Regions from separate parts of the Homo sapiens genome. Here all the other regions are linked to region 3. Evidence: chromatin loops called from intact Hi-C (ENCODE). Cell type or tissue: ascending aorta. All regions are shown on one strand.

Region 1 (2,500 bases), 91 kb before region 3:
GCATCTTTAATGTGCTTGGGAGTCCTGGAAGAGAGCCGTTTCTTAGGAGTGTTGCATGTCAGAAAAGGAAAGGAACTGAAGAAAGCTGTTTCTTAAGATTGTTGCATGTCAGAAAAGCAAAGGAACTGAGGGGCCCCACAGGCCTCTTATTGTACAGAAAGGGAGAAGATAAGGTCCAAGGGGTTGAATCACATGCTCTGGTCACTCAGTGAGAGAACACCTTAATAAAATTTGCCACGAGGCTTGTCTTGGCTGATATGTGAGTTCCCAGAGGTCACAGGCAGAAGCGCCGTGGAAATGGAATATCGGCACGGGAACTTAGGTTTCTCCTCCGCCTGTGGCAGCGCTGGAGAAGATGGTGGCACCTGGTGCCATGACTGCGTGCATGATGATCATCAGGGAGCAATGATGGGAAGTGTCTAAGGGTTAGGCTCTGGAGACAAATTTCTTTTTCTTTTTCTTTTTTTTTTTTTTGAGATGGAGTCTCGCACTGTCGCCCGAGCTGGTGTGCAGTGGTGCAATCTCAACTCACTGCAACCTCCGCCTCCCGGCTTCAAGCGATTCTCCTGCCTCAGCCTCCCAAGCAGCTGGGATTACAGGCACCTGCCACCACGCCCAGCTAATTTTTTGTATTTTTAGTAGAGACAGGGTTCCACTGTATTGGCCAGGCTGGTCTCAAACTCCTGACCTCGTGATCCCCCCGCCTCGGCCTCCCAAAGTGCTAGGATTACAGGCATGAGCCACCACGCCCAGCCTGGAGACAAATTTCTACTGACCAGCTCCTTCTTAACATCGCTGCACCTCAGTTTTCCCACGTGGAAAATACAGGTCATGGTACTTCCTCCTTCAGAGGGTGGTTGTAAGAATCCAATGGATGGATACATGCAACAACTTAGCAAGGTGCCTGGCACGCACTAAAAGCTCAACAAAGATGTGTCCTTATGATCATTCTCTGCTTGCATCCTCACCAGTGGATCCCAGCAAGCCCACTTCAGCTCAGAGACCTCTGCTAGGGCCCAGAGCCCATCCTTTGGAGATTCCCATCTCACAGGCTTTGTGGTTACTGACTGACTTTGTAATTCCCAAACCTGACCAGCAGGCAGTTCATATGGAAGTTCTTGCCACCTCCTGGTGAAAACAAGGACTGCGGGCAAATTGCTTGGTGTCCTGCTTTGTCCTGAGGCTGGAGCAAGGGGCATGGGTGGGCTGGGAGCCTTGGGCAAGAGGCTGATGCGTCGTGAGTGGTGAGGCTGGTGTCCGTGGGACACAGTGCTGTGTTCTCTCCCGCCTTGAGACTGTTTACGATTTGCCAGACTCTTGTGGTGCTATCCAAAATAATGCATCCAGTAGAGCGTTCCTGCCTTGGGGAGCTTGCATTAGGCTGCTGACATTCCCACAAAGAGCTATTTTTTTGTGCCACTTACTTTTATTTTTGTCATTTGCTTTACTCTCTTAATTTCCACTCTACCTCCCAACCCCCAACCCCTGTTCCCACCCATATCATTGCCTGTTAAAAGCAGCGGGAATTCTGAAGCCAGCCTTGTCCTCATTTAGGATGAGGACCTGAGCACAGAGGGATATTTTTCTTGTGGCAGCTGTGAGCTTTGCCAACCCCACTGAATTCAGGCTGGCCACAGCTCATCCCATGAGGCCAGGTATAGAGCCTTTCCTAGCAACAGTTGCAGAATCACAGCAGAGAGCGCTCCTGGGATCTGGCCCCCAGGGTTGGTCCATTTAAAGAAGCCACACTTGAGCCTGAGCCTAGCAGAGCTAGTGAGAGAAGAGTGTTGGCTCCATGCTGGCACGGGGCCTGCCTGTCCCTCCACCCCTTCAAGAACCCGTGACAAACAACCTTGCCTGGTGCCCAAGTGCCTGCCAAGCCCTGTCATATTAAAACCCTGGAAGACTCGGCAAGGAGTCCAATTTCAGCCCAGCAGGTGGGGAAACCAAGGCAATAAGAGCCCAATGTGACCAAGGTCACACACAGCTCTGGCTACAAGGCCCCGGAGGCCGGGCATCCAGGGCTGCAGGCTAAGCACCGAGCACCCTCACCCTCACCCCAGCCAAGGCTCAGCTGGGCACAGAGGAGGAACAAACATCCCCCACGTCATTCAACAGCAGAGCCCAGAGAAAGGCCCAGCACTTCCCCTCCATGAATGCTATTGCTGGTCCCCTCCCTCCCCTGGCGGGAGGGGGGGATACAGAGGCACTGAGACTCCCTGGAGCCTCTTTGGCAAGTCATTTCCAAGCCAGGCAGCCTGATCTCAAGCAGCTCCCAGTTGAGTGCCTGAAACACCAGACATCAAAAACCTGGCAGGCCTGGGGAGAAGGGAAGATTAGATCATTACAGCAGAATGAAGCAAACCAAAAACCCAGAGAAGGCAGGAGGGACAGAGGCCAAGAATGTTTCAAGGCAACCTGAAACTCCTTCAGATGAGAGCGGCCCGTACAGTGGCAGCTTCCCCTACTGCCAGGAAAGCCTGGCGTGTCTCAGCCCCTT
Region 2 (2,500 bases), 60 kb after region 3:
GCTGTGAACTTGGGGAAACACATTTTTTCTTTTTCTTTTCTTTTCTTTTTTTTTTTTTTTTGAGAGGGAGTCTCACTCTGTTGCCCAGGCTGAGGTACAGTGGCGTGATCTTGACTCACTGCAACCTCCACCTCCCAGGTTCAAGCAATTCTTCTGCCTAAGCCTCCTGAGTAGCTAGGACTACAGGCATGTGCCACCACCCCCAGCTAATTTTTGTATTTTTAGTAGAGATGGGGTTTCACCATGCTGGCCAGGCTGGGCTTGAACTCCTGGCCTCAAGCAGTCCTCTCACCTTGCCTCCCAAGGTGCTAGGATTATAGGCTTGAGCCACCATGCATGTGCACGGCCAGCACATTCATTTTCTATACATAACTGTCTCCCAGCTCTTCAGGCCAACTTACCTGATAATGATAAAAATAACTAAGCTGCCATGGATTGGGCAGTGTGCCAAGTGCTCCATGTATATTACCTTACTTAGTTTTCACAAACTCTATGAGGTAGGTACCACTATTATTTACAGGTGAGGAAATGGAGGCTCAGAGAGGTTAAGTGAATTGATCCAGGCCACACAGCTGGTAAGCGCCAGAGCCACTAGTGGACGCCAGGTCCAGCCAGCCCCCAGAGCCCATGTGCTGAGCCACTGTGCTATACTGACTCCCACTTAATTCTCTCTTCTGGGTTGTCCCAAAGACCAAGTTCGGCTGGCCAATTTTCCAGGACCATCTCTCATGGCACCTGGAGGCTTGTAGGTTCCTGGAGGACTCTCACACCTCCTTCCCACCCTTCTCCAGATTCTCCAACTCCCTCTTGAGCAGACCCGGCCCCACTCTGGGGCACCCTGCCTTCCTGGGACCTGTCGTAACAGTCACCCACTCTGCCAGGGCCTGGCTGACCCAGGCTGGGGACCGTGGGACCCCTCTGGGCAGTGCCCCCCTACCTGGGCCCAGGTGGGTATGGATTTCTTTCTTCTGGGCCATTGCACCCGCCAGAAGGTGCGGTGGGAGAGGCAGGCCCACATTTCAGAGGGCCTTGCTGCCCCCATGTGGCATGAGGCTGTAGCGGCTGCAGCCTCCTCTTCCCTCCCTCCTGCCACTGCTCCCGAAGCCAAGGCTTTTGCAGGGTTGAAAAGGAAGAGAAAGAGGAGAAGCAGGAATGTGAGAGAAATGAGGCAGAGGGATGGGCTAGGGAAGAGAGAAGCCCTTCTGCGTTACCTGGAAATGCAGCAACAATAATAACAAAGCCAATGTTAGGAATGTTTAAAGGCAGCTGCCACATAGCACTTTTTATAGCTTGTAGACTCTCTCATTTAATCCTGGCACTTACATCAATCTGATTAGTAGCTATTATTAGTTTTATAGGTGATGATCCAAGGCGCAATTATTTGTTCCCCAGCTAGTAGGTGACAGAGCCCAGATTGAATCTGACTCCAGAACCCTAACCACGATATTCCCCTGTCTAGAAGGAGCCAGTTCTCTCCTGCAACCCCCACTGCTCAGCCTCTAGGAGTTCCAGCCACCAGCCACCTGCACCCTCCCTTCCATGTGGCTTTGCCCTCTGTTCTTCTCCTCTCCACTCTCTCTCCAAGGTCCAAGTGGTCAAGGTCATCCCAAGGGTCTGCTGGGACCGTGTGTCCTTATTCTGTGCCTTGCTGGTCGCCAACCTTCCCCATCTGCCAAGGACTGATGTCCAGCCCAGGCCCAGGTGCAGGTGCCCAGGTCATTTTTGCCACTGAGTAAAGGGAGACAGAATGACAGGGTAAATTACCAACCACCAGAACACCATGGAGCCAATAGCATCAATGCAAGTGAAGTATATTTATCTGTTGGCCTGAAAACATGTCCTAGTATATTGTCCCATTAAGCAAAAAGCAGGTTATAAAGCTGTGTACATTAAGAAACATTTTATAAGTGAAACAAAAGTATTCTCCGTTTCTATGCAGAGAAAAAGGATATTTGCCAAGATGTTAACAGATTATTTTTGCTGTCTTCTCTTGGCTTATTTTTGTTTTCTCTTTTTCAATGAACACCAATTAGTCACATGATTTTAAAAAGCAATAAAAATAAACCAATCCCAGACGGATTGTACTTCTTCCTGTCCTCATTTCTACCCCGAGTCTCCAAAAAAAAAAAAAAAAAAAAAGAAGAAAGAAAAAAAAATCACAGTGCCACATGCCCAGACCTTCCCTTCTCCCTCCTATCATTTCAATAACTCAGCTGGGTAGGGAGCGTCTCTACCTACCCCAGGAAGCCTTCTGAACTTGACTGACAGGAGAAGCCCATGCCCCAGGGGCATTTTCTCACTGACCATGCCAGGGCCCTGGAGGACAAGCCAGAGCTGTCCATGGCATTGCTCCTGCAGGTGATGCTGCCTTCTGAGGGCAAAGCGCTCTGGGACGGGTCGGCCCCGCTCACGTGGGTGTGCAGCCCCAGGGCAGTGGAACAGTGCAGAATCCTCGCTCCACTGCTGAGGTTACTATGGGCAACATCTTGGCAAAATGAAG
Region 3 (2,500 bases):
GAGTACCCTGCATCTGTAAAGTACTCAGACACACAAAGCCTTTCCTTCTCTCCCCTGCAATGTGACATTTCCTTCAGAAAACATTGTAGGAAAGCTTTGCTTTATTGGCAAGAAGAATAAATGGCATAGTATGCACAGAGCTGGATGCTCAATAAACATCCGTTCCCTTGGAGAGGCGAAAGGGAGAACAGCTTGATGGACGCTGGGAGGGAGAAAAACAGAAAAAGAGAGTGGGCGGGGTCGGGCAAGCAGAGGATGACGAAGGTGCGTCCTGACATGATCATGGGCAGGGCTGGGCGGGCAGGGGATGGCGAAGGTGCCCTGACATGATCGGGAAACGCTCCTGGCGAGTAGGGGATCCTTGGCAGGGAAGAAGAGAGGGTTGTCCTCATGCCTTGCTCTTGAGGAAAAGGTGGCAGCAAGAACAAGGCCAAAGGCTCCATTCCACCTGTGCTTGTTTGCTGGAGACCTTGTGACACCGCTTGCCCCTTTCTGGGCCTGTTTTCTCTTTGCGAAACAAAAGGCTCTGGAAGGTGCCTCCCACCCGGAATTATGCAGGGTACTCCCCGGCCAGCCTTGTTCGCTGGGATACCCCACCATTTTGCTAAGGTGGGCTGTTGTCACCTATGCATAGCCCTCTGCCTGCCTCCTCTGTCCCCCACCACTGTACCCTCCTACCCTCTCCTTCCCAGACATGAGGGTTTTATTTTTAACCAGAGTTTACAAGCAGGATCTGGAAAAGCCAGTTTGTGGAAGATGTTCCAGCACTGGCTGGCTCCCTCCCCCACAGTGGGAGGGAGAGTGGCTCGGGCAGCCCTTGGCCAGGCAGGGAGACCTGCCCAACAGGTGTGGGTGAAGGGCAGCAGGCCCAGGGACTAACAGCCCAGCCATCCTTGCCAGCTGCAGAACTGGAAGGGGGCCCAGATTGACCCTGGCTGCTCTGGAGGGGAGGAGAGGTTGCCCTATGGCAGGGGTGGAAGCAGCAGAACCTTCTGGGCTTTGCTGATGTCTCCTCCCCTATGGGGACTGATTGGCCCAGGGCTTCCCTCTCTCCCTGGGGACATCTCTGGGCAGAGTGGCCCAATGCCCTGCTATTGCAAGCCAGCCCTCTCCTTCTCGGGCACCAGGGAGGGGGCAGGCAAGGCCAGGTTCCCCGGTAGGCAGATTAAGTGTGTTCTCAGGCCACTGGCAGCAAAAGGCCATCAACAAAGTGTTTTGGTTTGGTTTTGCTTTTTTAAGAGCTAATATTTCATACTTCAAAAATAGCAAGGAAGTAGTCATCCTGGGGAAAATCAAAACTTTGTTGGACTTCCTGACACTTATTTTAAGGCTTAGGATTATTTTATTTGGAATTTGTGTGTGAGTGAGTGGGGGAGGTACACCTTAATCCTTCAGCTCTTAAGGCTGCTAAAGGTCTTAATCCAGCTCAGGGAAAATCAAGGATCAGAAAGGGGGTGGGGACCCTGAGGCGTTGAGGAGGAGGGAGTATGTGGCCTCAACCTATAGCTCTATACCCTAGAGGGGAAGGCTTTCTGCAGAAAGGGGACACTGCCGTATTATTTTTAAAGGAGAGCTGGTCTAGCCCAGCCAGAGGTGTGCAGTGTGATGCCTGCGTTGGTGTGAAGAGGATCTCGGGAAATCAAGGTGTGAGTTCTTGCAGGGGGAACAAGGAGCAGGGGCACTCAGGGCCTGGGAACAAGGCCTGGCAGCCTGGAATTGCCACCCCTGGGCCAGAGCTGGGATTTGGTCACTCTGGAAATGGTAAGCCTCTTGGCCAGAGGTGGCCAAAGACAGTTGTCACTTTGGAGGGGGAGCTGACAGCCCATTTCCTGGAAGATGGTTCCAAGGATGCCACTCAGCTCTGAGCCCCTGGAGGCAGGGCAGGGCTCAATGCCTCTTCCCCCATAGCCTGCTGCAATGGAGCACATTACTCACAACCCAACTCCGTTCCTGCCGCAGCCAGAGACTCAACAACAAATGTTTGCTAAGCACCTACTTGCTCCAGGCACTTTTTGTACCTCATTGTAACCCTCAAGTTACCTGTGGTATGGTTGAGCTACCCCATGTTCAGATGAGGAAACAGGCTCCGAGACACTGAGCTCACTGAAGAGCACATCACTGGCAGGAGGCAGGGTTAGGATACAAACCCAGTTGTCTGACACTGCCCAGCATGCTTTACTTCACACCCACTGGTCTCACCCCTGCTCAGGCCTCCAGAGGGGCAAAGCCACAAGCTCTCCTGCTTCAACCCTCTTTGCCTAGCCAGGCACCTCTCAACTTCTACCACGGCGAGGAGCCTCCAACATTATGAGCGAGGAGACACACAAGCACTCCAGGTCCCAGAACCAGCTCCATAATTTTCTGGGCACAATGCAAAATGAAAACGCAAAGCCCCTTGTTCCAAATGATCAAGAATTGCAAGACAGTGATAGCAGAACATTCAACCATCTCTTTTGAATGTCGGACCGCTTGTGAGTGCACAGGTCCACACCCATGAAGG

What was found. A loop is a pair of places that touch in the nucleus more often than their neighbours do. Peaks named below come from ENCODE experiments on the same cell type or tissue, not always from the same donor. Only the 100,000 strongest peaks of a DNase experiment are listed, where the experiment ranks them.
Region 1: it touches region 3 in a loop (2.9-fold over the local background); 4 of 110 quality-filtered maps call a loop at or near these places.
Region 2: it touches region 3 in a loop (2.1-fold over the local background); 7 of 110 quality-filtered maps call a loop at or near these places.

Annotation. Positions count from the first base shown.
Region 1 is chr14:76,916,189-76,918,688 of GRCh38, forward strand. No RefSeq gene overlaps it. Among named protein-coding and RNA genes, the nearest start is that of LINC01629, 42 kb to the right of the region's middle. RefSeq lists a silencer at 998-1,292 and enhancers at 2,110-2,500, 2,347-2,406. In ascending aorta, a CTCF peak has its summit at 1,117 (motif pointing left); DNase peaks (open chromatin) are centred at 1,143, 1,803 and 2,143; H3K4me3 peaks cover 455 bases; H3K27ac peaks cover 1,968 bases.
Region 2 is chr14:77,067,386-77,069,885 of GRCh38, forward strand. LINC02288 (long intergenic non-protein coding RNA 2288) reads left to right here. Exons shown (of 4, transcript NR_110554.1): 4 at 1-2,118. It overlaps LINC02289 (long intergenic non-protein coding RNA 2289), which reads right to left. Exons shown (of 3, transcript NR_110553.1): 3 at 1,795-2,500. Among named protein-coding and RNA genes, the nearest start is that of LINC02289, 7.6 kb to the right of the region's middle. RefSeq lists a silencer at 841-1,135 and an enhancer at 1,105-1,164. In ascending aorta, a CTCF peak has its summit at 1,040 (motif pointing left); a DNase peak (open chromatin) is centred at 1,016.
Region 3 is chr14:77,007,259-77,009,758 of GRCh38, forward strand. No RefSeq gene overlaps it. Among named protein-coding and RNA genes, the nearest start is that of IRF2BPL, 20 kb to the right of the region's middle. RefSeq lists an enhancer at 138-667. In ascending aorta, no CTCF peak of the experiment used is centred here; a DNase peak (open chromatin) is centred at 1,083; H3K27ac peaks cover 2,273 bases.